Regions from separate parts of the Homo sapiens genome. Here regions 1 and 3 are each linked to region 2. The links are chromatin contacts, found by Hi-C or POLR2A ChIA-PET in ENCODE. All regions are on one chromosome and are shown on one strand. Each heading gives the region's core, a stretch centred on a gene start or an enhancer-like site at or near the end of the contact. The rest is flanking DNA. Distances are from core to core; before and after follow the strand shown.

Region 1 (4,269 bases), core at 493-2,992, 780 kb after region 2:
TTGCCCGAAGTAGCCAAGCTCACTAGCAGCCCATCTTGCACTTGGCACGTGTGGGAAGCCAGAGAAGCTGGGCACAGCTCAGTGTCTCATACCCTCTGCCATCCCTGGAGGGGTGAGGCTCAGACACCCACTGCCGACACAGACACCCAATTTCAGTCAAGCCCCCAGACCCCCAGCCTACCCATGGCAAGGACGTTCCAGCCAAGTTGCCTTTCTTCCTGTTCCTCGGTATCCTGTCCTCCTATCCGGGCCTCACCTGACCTCAGTGCCACCCAGGGCCCCAGCCCTCCAGTTCAGGAGGGCTCGAGACCTGCAGATAGGATCTTAGCACTGACACGTCAGAGGGTCCCCCGATGCACACGAGCCACCTCCCCTCCCTCACCGCTGCTGCGGGGCAAAGCCAAGCAGATGCTCTTAGCAGAGTGGCCCTGGGATGCCTTGGGAGGCACAACTGGTAGCTGCGTGCAGCTCAAAGCTGGAGCCACCTCCAATGCCCAGAGGAGGCTGGCCAGAGGGGCGAAGAGGAAACCAGGCTGTCACGTCAGGTCAAGTGATACATTCGGTGGTGGCCTGACCCCAGCCGGCTTGGGGAGGAAGCTTTGGGACCCGGACTCTCATGCCCAGACTCTGTGTGTGTGTGTGTGTGTGTGTGTGTGTGTACACGCGCATGTGCGTCTGTATGCACATACGTGTGTGTGCATACACGTGTGTGTGTGTGTGTGTGTGTGTGTGTGTGTGTGTGTGTGTGTGTAGGGGCAGAGTGGAGCTCTCCCTAAAAGTTCTTCTTAAATAGATAATGTTTATCAAGAAGTACCCAGACCAGCAGCGGGAAAAATACTTAATAACCACTTAAGTAAACAGCAAGATTGGCAGGAACCATTTTTCAAGAGAAAAGAGCTGGGAGAAGGCTGCCAAGCGATGGATGGAAAGTATAATAAATTCCACGTCACTGCAGAGGCTCTGGCTCTCCAAGGCACTCTGGGCCCATATCTGTCGCTAAGGCTCTGATGGGCCGGCACAGGACACTTCATCATCTTACTACTTTGACATATCACATCCCAAAAGGTGGTGCTGGGCTTGGGATGTGGTGGCTGTTCTTCCCAAACCACTGGGAGTTTGGAGAGTTCTGTGTCTGTGGAAGGGGAGCTGCGTCGAGCTCGCTGGGGCTGTGGCACCAGGAGGAAAGAGCATTTTCCAGGAGCCAGTGTCCCAGGCAGAGGATGGGAGGTGGCCTTAGGTGATGGCATATGAAGAGGGCCGTTCCTCCTCCTTCATGCAAGGATCATGCAGCTGGCCCTAAGCCAGCCTCCAGGCACTCTGGCCAAGCCTCATGTGCCCTTCCCCTTCCCCAGTAGTTCCCAGCGTGGGGCAAACAGTTCTGTCTTCTCAAGACCCAGGCGACGTGTCTCCTTTGCAGATGCTTCAGAATCCGGAGCAAGAACTCTGCAGAATGAGGCAGCTGAAGTGCCCCAGTGGAACCTCATTCTGCAGACCTAGCCCAGGGGAGGTTACCGGGCAGGCAGCTTCACAAACCCACACACAAGCAAAGGGATGTTTTATTTGAGACCACGAGGCCATGGTGATTCCCAACTCACCAATCCATGCTCCGGCACTGACCTGCTGTGTGAACTCAGACGAGCCCCTTAACCTCTCCTCCACCTCAGGTGTTCTCCCCCGTCAAATGCAATTCACAGTTTTAGCTCTGCCGGCCCCGCCAGGCTGTGGGCAGATCAGGTGAGAAAAAGGGATGTGAAAGCAAGTTTGTGAACGGCACAGCACGGAGCAAAGGCAGGACACTGTCACTTCCCATCATGGGTGCTGAACACAGAGCCACACCCCTGCCAGCCTCAGGCCGGGGTGCCCAGCCTCCCCCAAAAAGCTGCATCACAGGGCTCTCCCAAGCCCTTATTTGCATTTAGCTCCCCTCTGTGGTCCTCCCTGCAGTGGCTGAGGATGGTAATAATGACAGTAGCTGAGCTTCGTTGAGTGTGTTGCACAACAGCGCATTGCACTCTCCCAGCAACCCCGTTTTTCAGATGAGGAAGCTGAGGTGTAGAGAAGGTAAGAAATTGGCCAAAGTCAGAGTGAACGAGCAGTGAGGCTGGGTGTCCGCCTCGGATCTGTCCGGCAGCCCCTGGGCTGGGTTTCTCAGGCATTGGCCCTCCAGCTTGGTGATTTTTGCCAGCGTTGTGCCCACCCTGGACTATGATGTATAATATTGTGTGTGTATGTATTAGGTATAGTCATTTATTCAACACATTTTTATTGAGGACCTAATATATGTGCCAGGCATCACTCTGGCGTTAGACATAGGTAGTAAACCAAATGGACAAAAATACCTACCCATGTAGGGCTTTTTATTTTTTGAGACAGGGTCTTGCTGTGTCACCCAGGCTGGAGTGCAGTGGTGCAATCACGGCTCACTGCAGCCTCTGCCTCTGAGCTCAAGTGATCCTCCCACCTCAGCCTCCAAAGTACCTGGGACTACAGGTGCATACCGCCATGCCCACCTAGTTTTTGTTTTGTTTTGTTTTGTTTTTTTTGTAGAGACAAGTTTCACCATGTTCCCCAGGCTGGTCTCAAACTCCTGGGCTCAAAAGCAATCCGCCTACCTCAGTCTCCCAAAGTGCTGGGATTACAGGTATGAGCCACCCCTCCTGACCATGAACCTACTCACTTTTGAAGTAACGTTTATTTTCAGTCTGGGTATGGTGGCCTATAATCCCAGCACTTTGGGAGGCCAAGGCAGGTGGATCACTTGAGGTCAGGGGTTCAAGACCAGCCTGGTTAATACGGCCAAACCCCGTCTCTACCAAAAATACAAAAATTAGCCAGGTGTGGTGGTGCTCGCCTGTAGTCCCAGCTACTTGGGAGGCTGAGCCACAAGAATCACTTGAACCTGGGAGGTGGAGGTTGAAGTGAGCTGAGATCCTGCCACTGCCCTCCAGCCTAGGTGACAAAGGGAGACTCTGTCTCAAAAGAAAAAAATAATAATAATAACATTGATTTTTAAAAGACAAGTTCATGTCGCTACTACAAATGAAAATCCAGCATTGGATTTTCTGATCCTGTAAACATAAATAACATTAGAAATCAAGGTCAGCAAAGTCTAGCTGAGTGTTCTTGTCTGCTGAAGGCTTGAATCCTGAAGAACGCTCTTATTTGCTTAAAAAGGAGATTTCCAATCTTCAAAAATGTTTAAACATGGAATTATCCTATGACCCAGGAATTCCACTCTTAGTATACACCCAAAAGAATTGAAAACAGATATCCAAATACTTGCACATGAACGTTCACAGAAGCACAGTTCATCTCACAGAAGCAGAAAGGTAGAAACAACCCAAATGTCCACCCAGGGCTGAATGAATACACAAAGTGTGGTTGACCCACGCAGTGGAGTGTCACAAAAGGAGGGCCCATGGCTGGGCGCGGTGACTCATTCCTCTAATCCCAGCACTTTGGGAGCCCGAGGTGAGCAGATCACCTGAGGTCAGGAGTTCGAGACCAGCCTAGGCGACATGGTGAAACCCCATCTTTACTAAAAATACAAAAATTAGCCAGGTGGGGTGGTGGGCACCTGTAATCCCAGCTACTCGGGAGGCTGAGGCAGGAGAATTGCTTGAACCCCAGGAGGAGGAGGTGGCGGTGAGCCGAGATTGCACCACTCACTGTATTCCAGCAGTTTGAGTGACAGTGAGACTTCGTCTCAAAAAAAAAAAAAAAAAAAAAAAAGAAGGCCCACAAAAAGAGGGAAGCACCAATTCAGGCTGCAGCACGAAGGAACCTCCGAAACATCACGCTCAGTGAAAGATGCCACACACAAAAGGTCACATGTAAAATAATTACATTGCTATGAAATATCCAGAATAGGTAACTCCACAGAGACAAAAAGCAAGGTGCTGAATGCCAGGGGGTGGGGGGCGGGTGTGGAGATGGGGTGGGGGAAGGAGGAAGGAGTGGTTGCTTAATGAGTATGGGGTTTCCTTTTGGGGTGATGAAAAGTGTCCTAGAACTAGATAGAAGCGACAGTTCCACAACATTGTGAACACAATAAATGTCACAGAAGTGCGCACTTTAAAGTGGCTAGTGGTGAATTTTATGTTCAGTGAATTTTATCTAAATTTTTTTTCAAATGGGAGATTTCCAAGTGTTAGCAAGGTGTTAGAGACATACCTTCACCAAATGAGATTTTCTCCTTAATGCTGTAAGAGAAGAATGAACGAGAATGGCATATTGCCTGCTAATCTCCACGGTACTTTCGCCTGCAGT
Region 2 (3,989 bases), core at 1,442-3,941:
AGCCTCCCAAAGTGCTGGGATTATAGGCATGAGCCATCATGCCTGGCCTCTCACCACATTCTCTCTGGCAGCAGTGCCAGGACCTGCTGGCAGGGTCTGTGATGTAGCAAGCATCTGGCCAGGAAGGAGATGTGTATCTCTGTTTCCTGCAGCCCTCCCAGCTCCGGGGGATTCATCCTCTCTCGTCTGGGGAGGTGGGGGCAAAGGTTCCTGCTGCAGACCTCATCTTCCCGATAAGGCTGAGGATGCTGACAACACCCTGCCTTTAGAGAGAACAGCCCCACTCAACAGAGACCAGATGTGTTCATCGAAAGGTGTGTAACAAATAGCCCAGGGGACACAGGATATGTCAAACAATTGGCACCGGAGAGCATGTGAGAAGAAACTGTCACCTGGGACCAGAGCTGGCTTCAAAGGGCAGGTGTGCTCTGCTGGAGTGCGGATGCGCGGAGTGTCTGGGAGCTGGGCTGGGCAGAATGGCTGGAGCAGGGGTCTGTGTGGGCACCAAGGTGATGAAAGGCGGTCAGATCAACAGGGCCAGGACAGGTAAGGGTGATTTGTTGAGTTTTGTTTTTTCCTAATGAAGCAGAAATGGAAAAAGAGGGGGAAAGCAATCGTGTGGACTCTATCCTGCAGGTCAGACAGGCAGCCCCGGAGAAGACCTGCTAGGTGCACGGCTGGCTTGTTTCTAACATCACCTGTGGTCAGCAGCGCCACCAAGAGCCACCACCAGGGGGCAGAGGTAGGGCCATGTAGTAGACGCCTGTAGTTTTCGCCTGTCCAGGACGCCTTCACCCCTGCTTCCTTTGAGAAAAGTCCCTCTCCCACTCCAAGTGGTACTGACGGGGATCACCCACACAAAAGAAACCTGGAGGCTCCCCTCCTGGGGCACCCGGCTTCTGCTCCAACCAGGTGAGCCCAATGCCTGCCTGAAGCCACTTGCGTTGTTTACAAACCTGTTTACTCCAGTTAAGCTGATTATACAATTATATCCTTTCATTCTTATGTAAACTCATGAAATATGGTAAAACAAAACAGAACTGTAGCTCCTCCATCAAAACAAAAATGTAAGTTAAATATTTCCAAGTTAATAAAACTAACAGTATGTATTGTTGAATGTGAGTGAGACAACTCAAAGACATTGTGAAGGAGGTGCGGTCATAAAAATCTCGCTCTGTCACCCAAGCTGGAGTGCAGTGGCACGGTCTTTATTTTATTTTATTTTATTTTATTTTTTGAGACGGAGTTTCTCTGTTGTTGCCCAGGCTAGAGTGCAATGGCGCAATCTCGGCTCACCGCAACCTCCACCTGCCTGGTTCAAGCAATTCTCTTGCCTCAGCCTCCCAAGTAGCTGGGATTACAGGCATGCACCACCACGCCTGGCTAATTTTTTGTAATTTTAGTAGAGACGGGGTTTCTCCATGTCGGTCAGGCTGGTCTCAAACTCCCGACCACAGGTGATCTGCCCGCCTTGGCCTCCCAAAGTGCTGGAATTACAGGGTCGAGCCACCATGCCTGGCCTCAGTGGTGCAGTCTTGGCTCACTGCACCCTCCGCCTCCTGGGTTCAAGCGATTCTCCTGCCTCAGACTCCCAAGTAGCTGGGATTACAAGTGTGTGCCACCACACCTGGCTAATTTTGTATTTTTAGTAGAGATGGAGTTTCACCAGGTTGGTCAGGCTGGTTTCGAACTCCCAACATCAAGTGATCCATCTGCCTCGGCCTCCCAAAGTGTACCTGGCCTTTTTTTTTTAATGGTTATTTCTTGGTGATATGTTAAACAAGGGGTGGATTATTCATGCCTCCCCTTTTTAGACCATGTAGGGTAACTTCCTGACGTTGCCACGGCATTTGTAAACTGTCATGGCGCTGGTGGGCGTGTACCAGTGAGGGCAACCAGAGGTCACTCTCATAGCCATCTTGGTTTTGGAGGATTTTGGCCGTCTTCTTTACTGCAGCCTGTTTGATCAGCAAGGTCTTTATGAGCTGTATGACCTAGCAATGCATCCAAGTAGGTCTCAGCTTTATTTTACCCAGCCCCTATTCAAGATGGAGTTGCTCTGGTTCAAACGCCTCTGAGACAAGGTCCAGCAATTCTTCCTTGGTTGTGGGATTAGACTCAGAGCAAGATTCCTGTTCGTTGCTTCCTGTGCCCACAGACAGTGAACTGTCGGGAATCTACCAGGTCTTTTGGAGCAATAGGCTTTTCAGGGGGTATCCCAATAGGCCAGGACGGCCTGCATCTTCACGTAGCCCCTCTGCTCTTGAGCTTTCTCCTTCCTGCCACCTGGGGTGGTGGAAAGGGCATTGGGTTTGGAGCAGAAATGACTTAGGTGTGAACCCAGCTCTGCCACTTCCTGGCCGGCTGTGCTTGGAAAAGTAACCAAGCATCTCCGGAGCGCCCCACTTCTCATCTACAAGACAGGAGTGGTCTTTGCACTTAATTCAGAGGGTTGCATGAGGAGTAGAGAGATAATGCTTTCACGGCTCCAGGAACCCAGCGGGCTTTCAAGAAATGGGATGTTCCTTCTGATTCCCTCGCTCCAGGGCCCTCCCCTCTGGCCCAGGCTCTAGTCCCCATTAATCACACCGCGCGGGCTGCGACCCCTTTAAGTCCGGCTTGGATGACCCAGATCCAAAGTCATCGACTCTCTAGCTGCTATCTCTATGGTAAGTTATCACTTCCGGCCGGAAGTTGCTGACGGAGCTACTTCCGCCCAGGGGAGTGGGAAGTAAGTGGAGACACGTGCTTTGGCCTGTTGGAGGGGAAACCCGCTCTCGCCTCCTGGTGGTCGCCGACTCGCAGTCCGCAGGATGACTCAGGGCAGCCCTGACCACAGTTCCGCCGCCATCGGCCCTAGCCTGCGGAATTGGGCTCGCCCCGGGACGATAACAGAGCTCTGCCGGGGGCTGGAGGCACTGACCGGGTGACCAGAGACCCAGAGACCAGACCCCCTCCACGGCGCCCGGGATTTCGGGGACGGCTTCTCCCATCGCAAGTAGGGCTTGGACGGGAGGCGACAAAAGAGAACTTGGTCCGCACACAGCCACCGAAATTGGAATGAGGAGCTGTAGGGAGGCCCCGTAGCCAGCAGAAAAGCATTGGGGTCCCTGGCTGGGTTAGCCCAGGTTTCTAGGAGTGTGGTAAGCGTCGAATGACTTTTGTCCTTTTAAAGCACATTATGTTACTTTTTCCCCCAAGGTTTCAACAGAAAATGAGAAATATCCCCCGACGATTGGCTGAAAACATGCAGCAACCACTATTTTCTTCCTGCCCCTCGTTGATGAGAGCATTCGAAGTGACCTCAGCAGGGCATCCAGGTATGTCAAGCATGGTGACAAAGTGTTCAGGTCAGACGGTCTGGGGAAAGGCTCCTGTGTTGTTGAGCCTGCCAAGTTGTGGGTGCAGCATGGTACCAGGCAGCCCAACCCTGACCTAAAGTAAATTCCCGGAAGAAGTCTTTCCTGGGTTTTGAATTTGCAGTAACAGGTGTGAGCATTCTAGCAGCAGTTTGATGATCATGTATGATACTGCAAACAGGACCTACGTTTAAAGAAAATGGTTGTAGTTAGTATCAGAGAGCCCTTGCTTTTCAAAACTTCATAAACAATGTTACTGTCATGTCTTTCATTCAATAAACATTTGTTGATACATTGGCCTGACATCATGTTAAATGTTACGGATACAGAGATGAAGAAAACAGTCATGGCCCTTGTTCTCTGGGAACTACAACCCAGTTAGGGAGACAAGGTTAAATGATCACACTTAAGAGGGCATAATTCAGCCAGGTGCAGTGGCTCATGCCTGTAATCCCAGCACTTTGGGAGGCCGAGGCGGGTGGATCACCTGATGTCAGGAGTTCGAGACCAGTCTGGCCAACATGATGAAACCCCATTTCTACTAAAAATACAAAAAATTAGCTGGGCATGGTGGCATGTGCCTGTAATCCCAGCTACTCAGGAGGCTGAGGCAGGAGAATCGCTTGAACC
Region 3 (4,370 bases), core at 1,695-4,194, 640 kb after region 2:
AAGTAGGAGAAGGAGGTTGGAGGGAAGGCTATGGAGAAGGGAGAGGTCCTCCCAAGATGAGGAAGTGTGGGGAGCCGTCCTGCAGCCATGGCCTCATGCTCACTGGCTTGTTCGGCAACTCCCTGAATGACTTTGCCCAATTCCTGTCCATCTTGAGTCACTTCCTCAGGGGTCGGTGTCCCAGGAGATCATCAGATTGGCTGAGCTCAGGACACGTCTGCCCCTCTGGAGGTCCTAGGGCAAGGAACGAAGTGCTGGTCTCTTTGTCTTCTGTGATGGGAAGGGCACCTGGCTTCACACTCCTCTAAGCATCATGCCAATCGGAGGGGAGACACCCCGAGAAGAAAGCAGGGTCTCCTTGCAGGCATGAGGTGCCCCCATGACCATCAAGCCCCATGACCACTTAGTGAGCATCAGTGAAAGGCTTGAGCAGGCAAGGAGATGCCGCCTGAAGACCCCAGTGGAGTGCAGAGCTCTGGGTGGGGAGGGGGTGCTTGTGGAGAATGCCAAGCCCCAAGCAGAATGGATGGGGCAGGCCCCTCCCAGAGCAGCATTCCAGCTATTTCTGCAGACCATGTGTCCTATTTAGACAGTTAGACAGTGGTCCCCACACTAAGTGCTAATCTCCGCCTCACAAAACTTCTCCAAGGGAATCAGCTTAACTGAATGTCCCCAGACACTGTTCCCATGAAGCCAGTCGGAGTATGTTTGTGTGGCTTTCTTTGATCCGTCTGAGTTGGGAAACTTCTAGGGAAAAGGGAAAGGTCCTCTCCAAAAATCTCCATTCCCTCATCAGTCCTTATTTTAGTCAAGAAACCTCAATTTCACATATTTATATTCTTGGGGGCTGTGGTTTTTCCTCTTAAAAATTGAGCTGTTCCACTGCCTCTTTGCATAGCCAGACACACAGGGAGGCGGCCGATGCTCCAAGAGCCCAGAGCAGAGAAGATTTCTCACACCCTCCCATTGTCCTTGTGGGGGCACCTCACCCCCGATCCTAACAACATCCTGCAGCCTGGCTTGGCAATTCCAGCACTGCTCAGCTCTCCCTCCGTGCACAGAGGTGTGTGTGCAGGTGGGGAGCAGGCACCCGCCCAGCTTCACTCTGCACCTCAAAGTCAGCACAAACGTTGCTGTCAAAAGGGGAGCTCAGGCCCTGGGGGGACAAAGAGAAACCTGCAAGCTGAGTGGGGCAGGTTTGGGGGGCTTGGAGGCACAGACTTCTATGGCTCATCCCAAGGGGGCTGAAAACCAAGAGGAGCTTGGCCCTGCACAGGAGCTTTCCTCAAAGCCAGGCCCATCTTCCATGCCCTACACCCCTCAATCCCCAATTGATTGCTAGTGCTTGAGGCTGGGCTGGAGGGGCCCTGGCCCCCTCTTTGCATGTTCCCTGGCTGATTCCCACCCAGAAGCAGGGTCTCTGCATCTCAGTGTCCTCCTCCTTCCTCTAGATCCTAGACTGGAACCTCCTTGGTCATGGGGGAATCGGGGTCTAAGGAGTCTGCGGGGGGAAGTACTGTCCCGCCGCCCCACCCCGTCCCACTCCCCCCGCCCTTCTCCTTGCCCTTTCTGTTGCTATTGCCTGCGTTGGTTTGCATGCCGTTTTGCTTGTGGTCTCCATAGCAACAACTACCAAATGGCCTATGGATAATAGGGGGACTCTCGGGGTGGGAGGGGATCCCGATGAGGCATTTGACTTTAAAAAATGGAAACGGTGATTCTGCCGCAGGCCTGGCACGGATGGTCACCCTTCTCTGCCCATCATCACTCAAGCCCCTCAGTCCCCCTCACCCAAGGGCCTGCCTCCACCTTGGCTGGGGGAGGGCAGGGAGGCCGCAACCTGCAAGAACAATGGAAAGGCCGGAGGGAAGCTGAGGGGCCAGAGAGGGACAGGAGCATGGAGGGCAGCCAGGAGCCTCTGCAACTATCTCCATCTCATGGTAAAAATCTCTAGTCAGAGTCTTCTCTGTTGTCCAGCTTCGTTTCGTGTCTCACCACTTCCTTCCACCCTTCCCAGAATCCCTTTCTCTCTCTCTCTCTCTCTCTCTCTCTCTCTCTCTCACACACACACACACACACACACACACACACACACACACACAGAAGCGTTGCTTCATGTCTTGGGGCCTGGCTTCTAGGTCCAATGTCCTGGGAAATAAGTCTCTAATTGTTTCCATGTGTCCCGCCCTGAGCTGTTTACAACAGGCATTCATAGCCCTGGACCTCGAGCCCTGGTGAGGCCACAGGGTCAGCACAGGGATGGTTCCCATTTGAAGATGACCAAACTGATGTGAAGGGCAGAGGGAGGGACCCAGGCCTCCCCCAGCCCCGAGTGTCTTCCACAGTGAGCTGGAAACCTGTTCTCAAGTCTAAATATTTTACATTTTATCTGGACTAGACTTTCCCCATTTTATTTATTTTCAAAGCATTTTCCCAGATAGTGTCTCTTGTCTATTCCCACGGCTCCGTGAGTTCAGGAGATCGACCCTGGACGGGGCTCCTGCCCACGCCTCGGACTCTGCAATCCTTGGCAGCGACAACCGGAGAGCATGGTGAGAGTGTGGTGGGGAGAATATGCCATAAAAAACAGAAGACAGAAACCAAACACATTGCCTGGGGAGCAGGAACAAACCCCGATCGTTCCCTCAACAGATGAAACATCTGAAGCCCAGAGAGCTTAGGCAGTTTTCCTGAGCATGTCTGGACACACACACACACACACACACACAGAGCTTCCATTAGCAACAGATGTCACAAAAGGACAGGCGCCACCTGACGATAATCTTTCTACTCACCACTGTCCCCTGTAGGAAGGATTCTCCAGGCTTTTCACAGTCAGGCTAGTTGTTAAAATGTTTACATTCATGGGGTGGGAGAAGACCTGGTCAGGTTTCAAGGTGCGGGCAGAGTGGGCCTACCCATCAAGAGTGGTACACAGCGTGCTGAATGAAGCCCAGCTGGGCTTAGGTTAGGGCAGGGGAAGCCCAGACCCAGCCCTCTGCCTGTTTTGTAAATGGCATCATTGGAGCACAGCCATGCCCATTTGTTTGTGTACAGTACACTGCTGCTTGCAAGCTGCAACAGCAGTGTGGCTCACAAAGCCTACAAGATTTACTATCTGTCCCTTTAAGACAAAGTTTGCTGACCCCTTGTTTAAGGGATTAATCCCAAGAATGTTCTCAGGTTCATTTTTTTTCTTTCCCATGCAACAGAGTCATATGGTCATCCAATTCCTATCTGTCAATCACTATTGTAAGGGAACCATTTATTTAAGGACAGTTGATTGAACCCCTGTTATGTGTTAAGCACCCGAACAACCCAAAACACACATAGAAGGAACACGACGTCCCTCAAGGGGCTCACAAAATCCCAAGTGATGGTAGCCAAACACAGGCACAGGGTACAACAAGGACGATGGTGACTGATCCAGCGTAGGCTGGGGCTGCAGTGGTAAAGGTGGAGAAAGGCTGGAGAAGTTAGGGACTGTTTTCTGCTGAAGGAGACAACTTACTAAGTTTTAAAGAGCCACTAGCTCATGTCAGAGAAGGATCTGAAGCCATATGATTTGGAAAGAACATGAGTGCATTCGGTTTTGGGTATGTGGAGTTTGGGGTGCTGGTGACATACCCGGGTGGAGATGATTCAAATGTTTTGTTATGTGTAGGGGTCCAGAATTCAGGAGAGAGAGAATCTGGGCTGGAGATGTAGAGTTAGGGGTATATAGTTGGTGTGGTAGGGATGCTGCCTTCTTGGTGATAAAAGCCTTAACCAAGAGGTAGAAATAATTTTCTCTTCCTGTGAGCAATTCTAACAGCTTGCCTTTACTGCTCTAAAGATATTATGGCACTTTGCATTTCAATTTGTATGTAGTTGGTATCTCTCTCCATTGAACTGTAAACAACAGAGACTTTGGCCATGATGGAGTAAGCATTTATTATTCCACCCTAAATAACTAAAAATAGACCAACTATATACAACAATTTTCAGACATTGGACCGCAGGTGTCACAGAAGTGTAATCTCTGACAGAGGAGAAGCAAATGAGGTGAGACCCACAAGTGCCCCAGCTGACAACCTGGAGAGAGTTTCCACGCCACCATACAGGTAAGTGGAAACCACACAGTGTTCAGTGGCTTCACTGAATTAAGGAGATAGTGTTTAGGGTGTGGGGAGGCCAAGGCAGCTAACATTTGTAGGGCAGAGCCCTGGAGAGGAGAGAGCTGCACACAGAAAGAGAGGACTCTAGAGATCTGCAGACGACTCACTTAAGGCCTTCGGCTGAATATTGATCAGTGCATGCATATGAGAAAATTACTAAGGCTGTGGAAAAGGAAAGTAGCAGATAGAAGAACCCCAGGAGCTCACAAAGGC

What was found. Hi-C counts contacts between places; a loop is a spot of excess contacts on that map. ChIA-PET counts read pairs that join two places held with the same protein, here RNA polymerase II (POLR2A). Pooled maps may share reads with other maps.
Region 1: a map of OCI-LY7 shows a loop between it and region 2 (4-fold over the local background). The contact joins the enhancer-like site here to the promoter of SNHG20 in region 2. A Hi-C loop is called at or near these places in 1 of 168 maps with a recorded cell type or tissue (OCI-LY7), 1 of 37 single-sample maps with no recorded cell type and 3 of 50 pooled maps. POLR2A ChIA-PET finds 5 or more read pairs at or near these places in 3 of 52 experiments (CD8-positive, alpha-beta T cell, K562 and activated CD4-positive, alpha-beta T cell).
Region 3: a map of OCI-LY7 shows a loop between it and region 2 (4-fold over the local background). The contact joins the promoter of LINC01987 here to the promoter of SNHG20 in region 2. A Hi-C loop is called at or near these places in 1 of 168 maps with a recorded cell type or tissue (OCI-LY7).

The regions. Positions count from the first base shown.
Region 1 is chr17:77,868,054-77,872,322 of GRCh38, forward strand. No RefSeq gene overlaps it. Among named protein-coding and RNA genes, the nearest start is that of LINC01973, 14 kb to the right of the region's middle. RefSeq lists an enhancer at 1,529-1,618. Within about 2 kb of position 1,743, at least 8 of the 41 ENCODE cell types and tissues checked have a DNase peak (open chromatin) inside an H3K27ac peak, as active enhancers do; they include CD8-positive, alpha-beta T cell and OCI-LY7, where a contact is called at or near this core.
Region 2 is chr17:77,085,952-77,089,940 of GRCh38, forward strand. It overlaps SNHG20 (small nucleolar RNA host gene 20), which reads left to right and starts at 2,692. Exons shown (of 3, transcript NR_027058.1): 1 at 2,692-2,998; 2 at 3,202-3,320. It overlaps MIR6516 (microRNA 6516), which reads left to right and starts at 3,466; the gene lies at 3,466-3,546. It also overlaps a transcript of SEC14L1 not described here and SCARNA16. RefSeq lists enhancers at 2,098-3,297, 2,564-2,873, 2,794-3,728, 3,064-3,173.
Region 3 is chr17:77,725,615-77,729,984 of GRCh38, forward strand. LINC01987 (long intergenic non-protein coding RNA 1987) reads right to left here and starts at 2,945. Exons shown (of 2, transcript NR_104134.1): 1 at 2,796-2,945.